Regions from separate parts of the Homo sapiens genome. Here region 2 is linked to region 1. Evidence: chromatin contacts called from ENCODE Hi-C or POLR2A ChIA-PET data. All regions are on one chromosome and are shown on one strand. Each heading gives the region's core, a stretch centred on a gene start or an enhancer-like site at or near the end of the contact. The rest is flanking DNA. Distances are from core to core; before and after follow the strand shown. Region 1 holds the start of LINC02917 (long intergenic non-protein coding RNA 2917). Region 2 overlaps MBNL1 (muscleblind like splicing regulator 1).

Region 1 (6,837 bases), core at 2,868-5,367:
CAAAAATGCCTTTGTCTCATACTCTCTTATAAAATACATATTAGCCCAGATCCTAACATTCTCTAAAGAAAAGATGCTACTGAATGCAATGTTTAAGTAGCCTGAAATTGCACCTGCATTATCATATTTCATACTTTCATATTTTTGTTTATATTTCTTTGAAATTAGTTTTAGTCTTTCCTGTGTATAAGAATAAATATGCTCATTGTAGGAAATACTAAAAATGCAGAATTTTTGTAAAGTCCTCCAAAATTCTGCAACTCAGAAAAACCTCCACATTGTTAGTATTCTCAAAAAAAATTTTTTTTTTGCAGGCTTCCTTTCACTGGCTTCCTTTCACTGTGTGTGTGTGTGTGTGTGTGTGTGTGTGTGTGTGATCATAATTGGCTTCTAAATGGGTTATTTCACTTGAAATAATACCATATTCTTTTTCTTTTGTCATTAGAAAATAATTTAATAACATAGTTTTTAATGGCTGCATAATAGTTCATCATATAGCTATCCCTGCTTTATTTGTTTATAATCTCTCCTGGGAAAAGCACTGCAATACAAATATCTATTTAAATTGCCATTGCTTGAAAAATAGAACTAATGAGAAAAGACACAATTACAATGCATATTCAGTCTCATAATTACAGAGTTTGTACAGCTGTGGCTTTGGCAACAGAAGAATTAATTAAAATATCAAAAATTCACTATCATTCACTAAGTGACTCATGAATAGTTTTACAAGTTTATATTGTATATTGTTCTTATGAAAATGTTCATTGATATACCATTTTGTTATTGTTAGGAAGGAAATAATTTTCTATAAATATTTGTTGAGTAAACAGAAATAAAAAAGACTTTTGTATCTTTATATTCCTATGGTACTAAAAATATTTTCCAAGAAGGGAAATACCATTTCCTAACATTACACAAAATACATATGATAGATGGACAGAGGTTTATATAGTCATTGAAAGAATATTTCAGATTTTAAATTTTAATTACTTTGTTCATATTCAAATTCCTCTATCAATTCTTTATTCACAGCTGCTATGTGAATCCAAGCAAATTTTTCATCTAGAGACCCTCTCTTGCAAAATCTTTAAAGACAGTTGAACTAAACAATTCTTATGTCCATGTCAGCCCTAAAATCCTACATTTCTGTGTTCTAACAGGTTAATTAATATGGTTTCTAAATCAAAGCATAATAAAATTATATTAGGTACCTTGTTTTTGAGGATGAAAGAGAATATGCTCAAAAAGCTTTATTAATATTTTTCAGGTATACTGCTATATGTCAGCTAAAACTTTGGAAATTAAATAATTACATAAAGTATTATGACTATAACTGCTGATTATATAGAACACATGTAGGCACAAAACATGCATCTAAAAAAGATCTTGCTTACTTAAAAAAAAATCCTGTTTTTAGAGCACTATTTGTTTTGATAAGATAAACCATTTGTGTAAGGCACAATGAATGGCAAAATTCTTTTATCTTATCAAATAGAGGGTTACATAGGAAAGGATGCATTCTCCAGAATTTTGATAGTGTAAAATATTTAATACTGTAAGAGTTCTTAGTGGATCAGTAAAGACATACCATGAAAAGTTATTTTTGAGGAGTACTTAAGCAGTTACAGTGTTATCATATGAAGGCAAATTATAATATTCCTTCTTACTAGCCAGGCCTCCATGTACTTTTTGATCTTTTCCCTAAATGCATTTCATATTCCTTGGTTATATCTGAAGAAAGCCAATACCTTTAGTCCAAACATAGGAGAAAAGTAATCGGGGCTTTCACTGCAATCCAGTAGATGAATACATTATTTATTGATAACCTTTGTTATGTGTACACAGCTGGGGATGGAGGTGTGGTCAAAGTGTGGTAGAGATCACCAGAGGACACTTCAGACACCACTAGGACTGGTATGGCTTTCTCCTCTTCACTCCTGTTTTAAAGATTGCTCAGACTTTTTCAAGAAATGTGTAGAAATATGTTTGAGGCTCAGCATGCTTCTCTTATTTTGCTGATGAAGAGTCTCTGGCATTAGCCAGACTTCTTGGAATAGTAATATTTTTTAATAGCAAACTAACATGTCCTCTAACAAAAACCTTCCCTTCCCACTTTTTTTTAACCAGTTTGCTGAGTATCATGTTAGTATTCACTTTTTTCTTCATAAGAGCCTAAAATGCCTTGCATTTTGGCAAAGTGAATTTATTTTATTTTTTAGCTTCTACATTATTTAAAACAAAAAGTGTCGACTGCTTGAACTTTCATTTTTATATCAATCAATATTTCCTGGTCTCCTTTTCAAACGAGCTGACTTTTCTGAAGATTTTTAAGAGGCCACCTGATTTCAGGAGTAAAAATAAATAAATGAGAAGAAAGTATTTACTATTTTCAACTACATCTGTGGCAAAGAATCAAAATGTGCATATATCCCAACTGCGAAGTATCTCTAGTTAAAATATAAGCTGTTTAACATTAACTTTAATGTTAGCAACCTCACAAATGCCTTCTCTACAAGTCAGGGCCTCACAGAAAGCCATAAAAGGAAAGGAATATAATTTCTCTTGCTGGCACTTACTGAAAAGCTAAAATAGAATAGTAACAGAAATCATATTTGCCAGCCCTAACTGAAGGAATTGTGAAACATCTCAGAAGATTGTAAGTTATTATAAAAATGTTGTAATTACCATGCTATTAACTATGCCTTATAGGAGTTGAAACTTTTGTTTAACCAAAAATTATTTCAAGAACAGACAGCTAATTACTTACATTTAGAAAATATATTGCATACAAAGATATGGAGCATTTTAAAACGTAGCTTTAGGTTGAAATGCAGTAGTCCATTTTTTACTCCCTAATAAGAACTAGGATTTTTGAAATGATATTTTCAAGTATAGTAATAATATCTTTGAAATAATTCACTTATTTTTCCAGTTGCTGGCTTCAAAAGATTTTTAAAAACTGTGTCATTTATTTCATAAATTCTGAATTCTTTAAAGCAAACATGAGTGTGTGAAAGTTAGTTAAAGCACACCTACAGTAAGAAATTACGTGATTCTTACAGTGAGTTATTGCTCTTTTTAAAAGTGATTCATTGACTATGGCTTGGGTAGCTTAACCCTTTGAAGTACACATATCTGCATATACAGATTACACATGTTTTGAAAAAATGAGTAAGTTTTGAATTACAGGTATGTATGTGGAATTGTGAGGTCAATACAGAAAGTTTGGATAAAATGCCACTTTGGCAGAACGCTAAAGATTAGTGTCAGCTGTGGGATCTTTTTGTTGATGTAATAATGCACATTTCAGTTCACCTTAAACAATGACTATCTTGACTACTGTATTATGTCATTATATACTGCATTTATGGCTCTTTCAGGAATAATTGTGAAAGCTTTATTGAATTATTTTTCATTTCTTTTCTAATTACAATTTTCAATTTATGTCATATCCAAGGGAACATAACAAGAAACTAAATCAATTTATTTCTCTGTGTTTCTTTTTTAATAAAAAGAAAACTAAGCTTTTCTGATTTTTTTCTGAAATTGCTTTTTTATGCTTTCTTAAAAACAAATTTATCTTTAAATTTAAATTCAAATATGAAACCCCTTGCCAAGATACATGTTTAGCTTTTTTTTTCCTTCAGAGAATTTTTTTCCTGGTAAGAATAATTTATATGGCTGAGGCTTTAGTCCCAAAACAGTTTTAAATTGAAAAAAAAGTGGCTTTTAAGAAACCGAAATGCCCATTTTTTGTCTTAAATGAGTCTACCAATGCCTCCTTTCTCCTTTCCTCCACTATCCTCCCTCACTCACACTTCAACAAGTATACCCCCACACTATTTTTCACACTGTTTCTTCCCTAGAGTAAGTCCTTTTCAGGCTACCTGGTGGTTTGTCCACAGCCTAGGCAATGCAAATATCACCCAAATGAGTCCCTGAGATACATGTTAATAGAAGCTATACAATGTAATGTTAAGAACCAGTTGGCTTCTCTGTCTCCAAATACTGATCTAATACATGTTTGCAGATTAGATTTACAATGGATGAATTTACATACAGTTCTGTGCTCTGTAGAGAAATGTAGTTGCTTTAGAGTCGGAACGGCAAAATGTGGCTCTTCTGAACCTAGAAGAGAAAATTCTGACCCCTCCTCCTTCCCCATTTTAATGGTTTGACTAACCACAGACAAACACCCTTAGCATATTTGGGGAAGTAAGTTGTTATTTTATCGGTTTGAGGACTTCTCTAAACTTATCTTTTATATGCTCTCCAGCCCTAGGCTGTGATGTTTTCTGGTTGTCTTTAAATATCTGAAGAGGCAAAAGCTCTTGCTCTCAGTTCTTATTAACTTCTCGTCACAACAGGAATAGTCTGTTAATCTAATTTGCCTATAAACTTATTTTTTTCTTTCCTTGGTTTTCTACCCATAACATTCCCCAACTTAATTTGCTGCTTGGAACTTCTATATTGAAGACCACCCATTTCCTTATCTATTACCTGCTCATTCTTCACTGTGTCTATGGATATATCTGATGCTCTCTATTCTTAAAAGGATGAGAAAATAAGAAATAGGAAGAAACTGAGGGGTTGTTTTAAAACTCAACCAATAAATTATTGACATTACACCTAGCTGATACAAATCTATACACTCGTGGGTTCAAGAAATTTCATTTTCTTTTACGATCACGATTTAAAAGTGTAATTCTAACTCTGAGACATCTTCCCATTGGGATGACAGGAAATTCAATCCCAGGCACTCTCGGTACTCCCCATCTTCTCTCCCTCCTCTTCCCCCAGGCCCAGAGTGTTAAGGAATAGAAGTCACAAATATGATGTGGAAACAGTAAAAGGTGGCACCTTTTCAAGATTGTGCCCCTCCTCTACATAGGCCCATCTGATTTCTGATCTTGCTTGGACAGATCTTCTGTATTTTCAACAGAAGGCATAAATGTGAATTTTTATGTGAATTCTCTCAAATTATAAATATTTATTTAAATGATGCCATTTAAAAATATATAGCTTTAAGCCAATTCAGCCCATTGGCCACCATTTTACAACTTCTATCTTGGACATGGTAAGTGCCATAAGGGCACTTGCCATCAGGCTGCTTCGGCCTTTCTGCCCTGCGTGAAGGCAAGGGTCGGCCTGGCTATCTGTCTGATAACTTTTCAGAGCCCAGGGGCTCAGGGGAGATGCTCACTTAGATAGCCTCTACCCTAACATTTGGTGATTATCATTTATTACAGAGTACTTTGTGCTTCAGGAGTTCTCTAGTTCTAAAGGTTATTTGCACAAGCAAAACAATAAAAAATTAATTACACCAAATAGTAGGCATTGCATGGTTCTTATCAGGTGAAACTAGAGGAAGTATTTGGCATGTTTCTTTATTCTTTGCAGAGATTCCATAATTCCAACACTATGAGGAATATATTGGTAAAAGGAGAGAAGCTGGTGTCTGGCCCCCTAATACATGATGTGCTTCAAAAGTCCAGGCATGAGCAAATAGAAGATGTGTGAATCTGGACATGGATAAGGGAAAGAATGGAAAATAAAATTGCAAGAGATGATGTAGAGTAAACTGGATAGGATTTGGTACCAAAGATATAGACAGTGATTGGAGGAGGGCAGAGTAGACACAGATGTCTACAGTTTAAGGACTCTATGGATAAGAGGATGAATTTTCCCTTCAACAAAATATTGACTAATGCCAAATTAGTTTCAGATGATCTATAATCAGTTCTATTTTCAACAAATCAGATCATGACTCTCCGCATCTTAAAAGTTTCCATTGGCTCTCTGATACAAATGGGACACATTTTAGCCTCTTCTACTTGGTCTAAAAAGTCCTTTAACATACAACCTCAAACTGCCTCTCTAGTCCTTACATAGCACCCTGAATGCTCAATATTCTACATCTGCTCAAACACACTATTTTTTTCTTTGTTGTTTCTAAAACATGCCAGGCAAATGTCACAAGTATGTTGTATTCTCTGTTAAATTGGCAGAATAAGTTTATTTAAATCAGTTTGTGCCTAAAACAGCTCTCATTTTAGCTCTTGCCTATCTTTCCCCTACCCAGATCCTTTGAAAACAACTTGAGATAGTGTACAGAATTATGGTCGTCCAATAGGTTTTTACTTTCTTAAGACTGATTATTTCAGTGAAAATAAAAATTCTCTACCATTCTTACCAATTAAGTCACTTTGAACAAGTGACTGACTGTTTTTTTTTTAAGTTTGGGGTGCTAATTGTGAACATTAAATAAGACCATGTTTGTACATTAGATAGTCAAAAAATGTTAGATTCCAATTAACTGATCAGCAATTTGGCCAAAAGGAAATTGAGGCCACAAAAATACAGGAAATGGGAAAAGGGAGTGAAGGGTAGAAGAAAAAAAGAGGAAATATAGATAGTTGTATCCCTCCAACAAAGTCCCTTTAGATACTGTTTACTGGTAGACAGTAAATAGGCTCTTCCTAGAAAATTTAAAACATATATTTGTTAATTTATCAAGTGCTAGAAGTATAAATTTACTTAGTAAAATACTACTTCTATTAAAAAATTAGATAGCTTTGTAGATAACTTATAAAAATACTTGATTCTCATTATCTATTGTGTCAACAAATCTTTAAAATGAGTACCATTCCCTGTCAAAATCACACTAATGCCATATTTTTGCATAAAGTAAACATTCCTGATGACAGATGGAGGGCAATAAATATGCTTGAGAAAATACCTTATATTTCAGCCGGCCACAGTGGCTCACGCCTGTAATCCCAACACTTTAGGAGGTCGAGGCGGGCAGATCATGAGGTCAGGAGATGGAAACCA
Region 2 (6,068 bases), core at 1,972-4,471, 180 kb after region 1:
GCTCTCTGCTTTTAATGTGGCTATTTCTGAAAAATATTATCAGAGTTTTCTGTCAACCAATGATCATTAATATTTGGTGATTACAGCATTTTCCCTTGGAATAGAAACCACCTATGGAGGTGTACAGCTTTTCTTACAGGTTTAAATATTAAAACTATTTTAGCCTTTCTTTGGAACTATTTTGACTATGAGTTATATTTTTGGAAAAATATATTTTCCTTTCTTGGGGACCTTTCCAAATTGTTCAGAATTGTCTTCATTAAATTAAAGCACTTCTGTTTATGCATTTCAGATGCGTGTGCATGTCACTACACGTTCTTATAAGCACTGACGTAATACTTTCTCCTTCTGAATATTGATATGTTTTTGTTTGGCATTACACAGGCAGAATCTCAAAAATTTTCTAAATGACATCTACATTTAATAATTGCTGCAAATATTGTTGTAGAATCATGAGGTTGCAGTAGGGTTTTGTTTTGTTTTTGAGAAGTTTTAAAATTTGTCTTATTTTGCATTTTTTTTCCCTTTAGTTAAAGATTCAGATGAACAATGAGTCAGAAGATAGGTTAAGCTTTTCCGCCTCTGCTCCATTGGAATGAGATAGACTAATTTCCTTGGGATAGATGGAGGCTATTTATATAGGATGTTTATACTATAAGGCAATTAAATACTTACTAAGTAGATATAATTTCTAAAAGTAAAACAGAACCTAGAACCACAAGACTGCTATTCCTAGCCCAGATAAATTAATATTAATTCTAAACCTCAAAGATCTTCTTAAAGATTGCTAGATATGAAGATTTTTATACCATTGCTCAGTAGTACATAACAGGTTGTATAACCTTGTGATGAAGAAATTTTCCTTCCCTATTCGTCACTTACTGTTAGGTTCTCTGTATTTGGAAAGTCTCCTTTTGTTACAGATTTGAAGTTTGAAGATGCATCATAAAGTCTAAAAGTAGGAAATGCCCACAGAATTTAACATTAACAGTTGTAGAACATATTGAATACCTAAAATACAGTGTCTGAGTGATTAGAGAAAGAAAGTGGAGTATTTTGAGAATTTGACACGCTCCTTATCTTCCAAATTGCTCAAATCTGTTTCCTTGTATCTAAACTCAAAGTTTATGGTAAGGTCTAAACGGGCATTGAGCCAGATAGAATGGAGAGAATGAGAAGAAAAGGGGAATCGACAGGGAAACAGCATGAATGGAAAAACTTTCCAATTGTTAATTGATTACTAGATGTAAGCCCCTAAAGAGGTATTGAAAGAGGTTTTACAGCTTTTGCTTCATTATCCTTACCTTCAAAACCTTGGCTAAATGTGTCCAGAGTATTTTGAGCTCAGAGTATGAGCTGAAAAGAGTAATATTTCAGATACCTTAATACATTATATTTAGCCCTTTATGTGGGAGTTACTGCATTTTCACATTATGTACTTTAACACAACTTTAAACATTTCCTATATTGAGTTTTTTTTTTAAAAAAGGCACTTCTGATTACGTATTTCAAATGTGTGTGGATGCCACTACACATTTTTCTAAGCACTGAGTTAATATTTTTCCTTGTGAATATTCACATTTTTGTGGCACTACACACACAGACTCTGAATAATCGAACTATTCACAAGCCAATTCTAAGTTAGAATATCTTTTAATTTTTGTTATGTTTTGTTTTTGTTAATAGCAAGTTCTTATACCTTAATATTTGAGAAACACACAGTTAATAAAACAGAAGGAGGGGCAGCAATAAGATAAACTGGCTTTGCTTCATCAAATTATCTTGTTTTTAGACAAATCCAAATGGCAACAACCATGCATCTTTTCTCAAACTAAGATTTTATAATAGATGTTTTCATTATAACAAGTTGTATATCTACATTTCATTTATATAAAAGGCAGCTCTAAACTCTGACTACATTCAAAGTTACTTGTAACAAAGACTGGATTGTAATATGAACACATCTGGATTTGGGGAAATGTGTACAAATATGGCTATATGTAAAGGTAGCAGCAGTTTATAGCTTTCCTTATTAGACTTCTGTCTATATACTTCAGGCAGGAGTAGAAAAAGCCCATGGCATATTGAGCTAGTATGTGTCCTTACTTGCTAAAAACAAACAAACAAACAAAAAAAAGTAAAAACAAACGCTGTCCATAAGTGCACACTATTCTGTAAAGAAAAATTCCTATTTACAGTTAAAATATTTTAAATTTTAAAACAACATAAAAATGTGAATACATTTTGGTTACTTTTTGGAATATTAAAGCAGAATAGATAAATGTGTCTGTGTCGTTTCCTGGAAAATCATTTGTTAAAAAACTCATTTTGGTAATTATCTAGTAATTCTATAGTTAGCAAAATTTTATTTTATATTTCTATATTCATATTTCTATGAAAATTGTTCTTAATTTAACATGCCAATAATTCTTTTCATTCACATGTTAATTTCCACACCTGTTTCTATGAAATGTTTGTTTTTAATTTTTCTGATTAAAAAATGTTATCTAGTTTAGCTTTGTAACTTAGAGTGAGAAAAGGCTATGGTTTGTTCTCTGAAATGCTTAACTTACTTTCAAACTGATTAAATCAGCCAAAGAATTTGAAGGGTTTAGCTATTAGATGTCAAATAATTGCTTGATTAACCTATACTTCAGTTTTTCAACTGTTCTTTTGACATATTAACCTGCTTCAGTGCAGGGAACAAATTTTTGAGGCTGGGGACATAGTAGGTGTTTGGCGTCTTTCTCAATTGATTTAGAAACAAACTTAGTGTAACTAAGTAGGCGTAACATACTCTTTAGTTACCCCTAGAAAGGTATATTTAGACTTGTTTAGTAAGCAGAGGTGGTAATATTCAACCAAGTAAGCAAATATAAGTATGAAATAGTTTTCCTTTAAACCCACTTGGCAGTGGAAAAAGCCAAATGGAAAACTAGCTGACCACTCTGATCCTGTTTGTCTTACACAGTAGTTAAGCTAAATGCCACTCAGACAATGATTTATTTATTAAAGCAAAGAAAATATTTTTCTTTCCTAAAATCGTAATGTAAAATAATAAATATAAGAGTACATTTTGACTCTGTGATAGAATCCGTGTTCCTCGCCATAATATGTTAGGTTGCATAACATTTTTTTTAAAGGGACAAAAGCTGGAGAATTCATACGTTGTGTTAGCAAGAAAAAATAGATAATGGAAGCAGGACTTTCCTGCCCCTTCCCTAAAGCTTCAAGTAATTTGAAGCGTGAAAAAGAAAATGAAACTTAAAAAATCAGTGAGAACAATGTGCTTCCCTAGAGGCTCTTTTCATTATGATAGCACTTATTTCCAAGAATGCTTCTGAATATGTATCCCAGGCAATTAATGCAACATACATTTGTCTTTAATACTTTTCCAGTTTGAAGATATTTGTCCTCAGTGGCAGAATATAAAAAGGAGTTGAATAGGTTTCTTTCTGTTCCATTATCTTTTCTTTTTACACTGGTTGCCCTAGCAGGGGCTATCTTTTCCTTGTTTTTCCTCACCTTTTAAATCCAGTTTTTGTTATCTTTAGCATTTTATTCAACTTCGTTTTATATTTTGCTTTAACATTCTGGTTCTATAATGCTACTTTATCTTGTATATCACTCCGTACTTATTGGGGTTTTTCCATGTCTGCCAGTCACATCTCTTGAGGAATGATTCTCACTTGAGAGGTAGTGAGATTTTTCTTCCAGCTCAAAACCAGGAGAAAGGAAGACCTGCCTGATTCCGTCTTTGGACTCAAGGAGCCCATGAGATAAAGGCTGTCTCATAAGGTAGCATCAGGCTTTTGTTTTGACACAAGTTTACCATGCGTTTTCTATAGTCTCCTTTCATTACCTACTAAAACTTATCCGAATACTTACAGAGAATGGTTTTGTGCAAACTGCCTTGCTCTTGGCTGCTTAGTGGAGCCTTATTTCCTGTAGTCTGTAGCAGCTACTGCAATGGGTAGAACTTAGAATTCCACCTTAAAATTGGGATTCTTACAAAGTCCACCAAACCCATGAGGAGTCTATATTTGAGTTTTGAGGATATTCAAAAGCCCTGAAATGTTATGTAATTTCACGTGTACAGTTTTCTGGAGAGTGAGTCTGTAGCATACAGAGGTGTTTGTGTCATGCCTCACCACAGTTTAAGAGCTGTTTATATGCATTGTACAGAGCCCAAGGGTATTCTGGAAACAACAAAGATATGAAAACCTTGGTTATAGAGAATTAGAGAATTACTGTTCCATGAGTGTGGAATACATTATATTAGACTAGATGAGCTGGTGTAAAGGAGTCATTGTAACAAAATCAACAAAGGTTTCTTATGCCTGTGGAATAGCTTCCATGGAGCTTTTTCCCAAGTGATCCCTCCAGAGTTGTTTTTGTAGAATCATCTGGGCAGCTGTGCGTTGTATTCATGCTGAGGTGATAGATGAATACTTTTCAGAATGGACATGTTATGATACATTTCAGGATCCTTTTACCTTGAAAACTATGTTGCTGCCATGTTGGAAAAATAACACCTAGCAAAAATGATTAATGTGGAAGGGTACGTCTTTAATCTGTGATGAAGAGAAATTAATTTCATCTTCCCTCACCTCAAATCCCTGTTCTATGTAATGGACATTAGCAGATCTATATTGTACTCATGGCACCTAAATAAATTCATACCATTAAAGGGAGTTTTAGATTTATTACCTATTAGATATATTATTTATTCAGGTTAAATGAGAATTTGGCTTTGCAATGTGTATTCGTTATTTGGGTAATGAAGTAACAAACATTTTAATGTTACTTTTCAAAATGTAAAATGTAAATGATTTATATTTGAATTATTATAGACTTCATATGCTTAGTGTACAACAGAAGTTTGTAATGTTTTATTTTTAAGGAAAGTTACACTTTGGGAAGGGTGATCCATGGAGGCAGAATGTACCAAACTGCCTAGAGGAAATGTGTTTCTTTTTCCTAGAGGAAAAGCATAACGATTGGAGTAGCCACCAATAGTTAGGCTTTTTATCCATGTTATCAGGGCATTAAATTTTTTGGCATATAAAATAACCCTTTATCCTCAGAAGTTGCTGCTTCTGGGTTTTTGCCTGACTAGAGAGTTACAGAAAGATAATTGAAAATAAAATGTATGCAGTTTGAAAAATATTCAAACTAAATTCAAATTGGTTTTTAGAAGTTACATTTGTAAAAAATCACACTTGATTGCCATTTAAAAACCATCAAACTTCAGATGTGGGTTTAATGACAATACTATAGAACAACATATCTTAGAAAAAGAAACTACATGACAAATAGATTGCAGTGAGCATATTTAACATCCTTTTAGGCAGCCTGTCACAGTGCTGGTTAGTGACCAAGTCAGACAGGCACTTAAGCAGGTCATTTCCAGCATTCACTAGCAGGTGCAGGTTTTATATGATGTTTGTTTTCCAACTTTTGATTTTAAAACTTTGAAATCTTAATTTGCAGAGAACATTCTTGCCTGATAAAACAGACATTCTTTTTGTGTTGCTTTGAAATGTTCACTTTTATAAACCTATGCTGTCCGGAGTTTCTATTTCCAAACTTTGTACCATTAGATAGGCTGTGGTCCTGAGTGGGCCAGTTGTTTGAGTATTGCTTGCAGATTTGATTCCTCAATGGAAATGTTCCCGTAAAGCTTATTCAGATAATTATTATTTATTCTTTAAGCATGAAAAGCAGGTCAAATAGCTATGGTGTAATTTTCAGAATTATTTATACTTTTTGTGTAACACAAGAGAGATTATACATCCCTAGTAGAAATCTCAGGAAAAGAACCCTTTCCATTTGGTAGCGATACTTAGTTTTGAGATGTGATTTGCATCTTTGCTGTAATTTGAAAGACAAATGGCTTAAGGTGCATGTTTTTAAATGAAGTTTGAGATTTTTAAAAAATATGCCTTTTAAAAAAATATTTCTTCTTGTATTGAGGCCTCTCTTACATTAAATCTTTGAGAGCCATTGTTTCCTTAAGTAAATAAGGTACTTCTTTAATCCTCTCTGAGAGTGGGGAAAATGCCCAC

What was found. A loop is a pair of places that touch in the nucleus more often than their neighbours do. ChIA-PET counts read pairs that join two places held with the same protein, here RNA polymerase II (POLR2A). Pooled maps may share reads with other maps.
Region 2: a loop to region 1 is called in a map with no recorded cell type, with 8 times the contacts of the local background. The contact joins the enhancer-like site here to the promoter of LINC02917 in region 1. A Hi-C loop is called at or near these places in 3 of 168 maps with a recorded cell type or tissue (B cell, GM12878 and OCI-LY7), 34 of 37 single-sample maps with no recorded cell type and 9 of 50 pooled maps. POLR2A ChIA-PET finds 5 or more read pairs at or near these places in 7 of 52 experiments (GM12878, K562, T-cell and 3 more).

What each region holds. Positions count from the first base shown.
Region 1 is chr3:152,201,310-152,208,146 of GRCh38, forward strand. It overlaps LINC02917 (long intergenic non-protein coding RNA 2917), which reads right to left and starts at 4,118. Exons shown (of 3, transcript NR_186000.1): 1 at 4,064-4,118. LOC101928166 (a long non-coding RNA gene) reads right to left here and starts at 4,120. Exons shown (of 3, transcript NR_136178.1): 1 at 4,064-4,120. RefSeq lists a silencer at 1,671-1,965.
Region 2 is chr3:152,379,255-152,385,322 of GRCh38, forward strand. The region is part of intron 2 of MBNL1 (muscleblind like splicing regulator 1); the gene reads left to right. Among named protein-coding and RNA genes, the nearest start is that of MBNL1-AS1, 110 kb to the left of the region's middle. Within about 2 kb of position 3,222, at least 4 of the 41 ENCODE cell types and tissues checked have a DNase peak (open chromatin) inside an H3K27ac peak, as active enhancers do; they include B cell, where a contact is called at or near this core.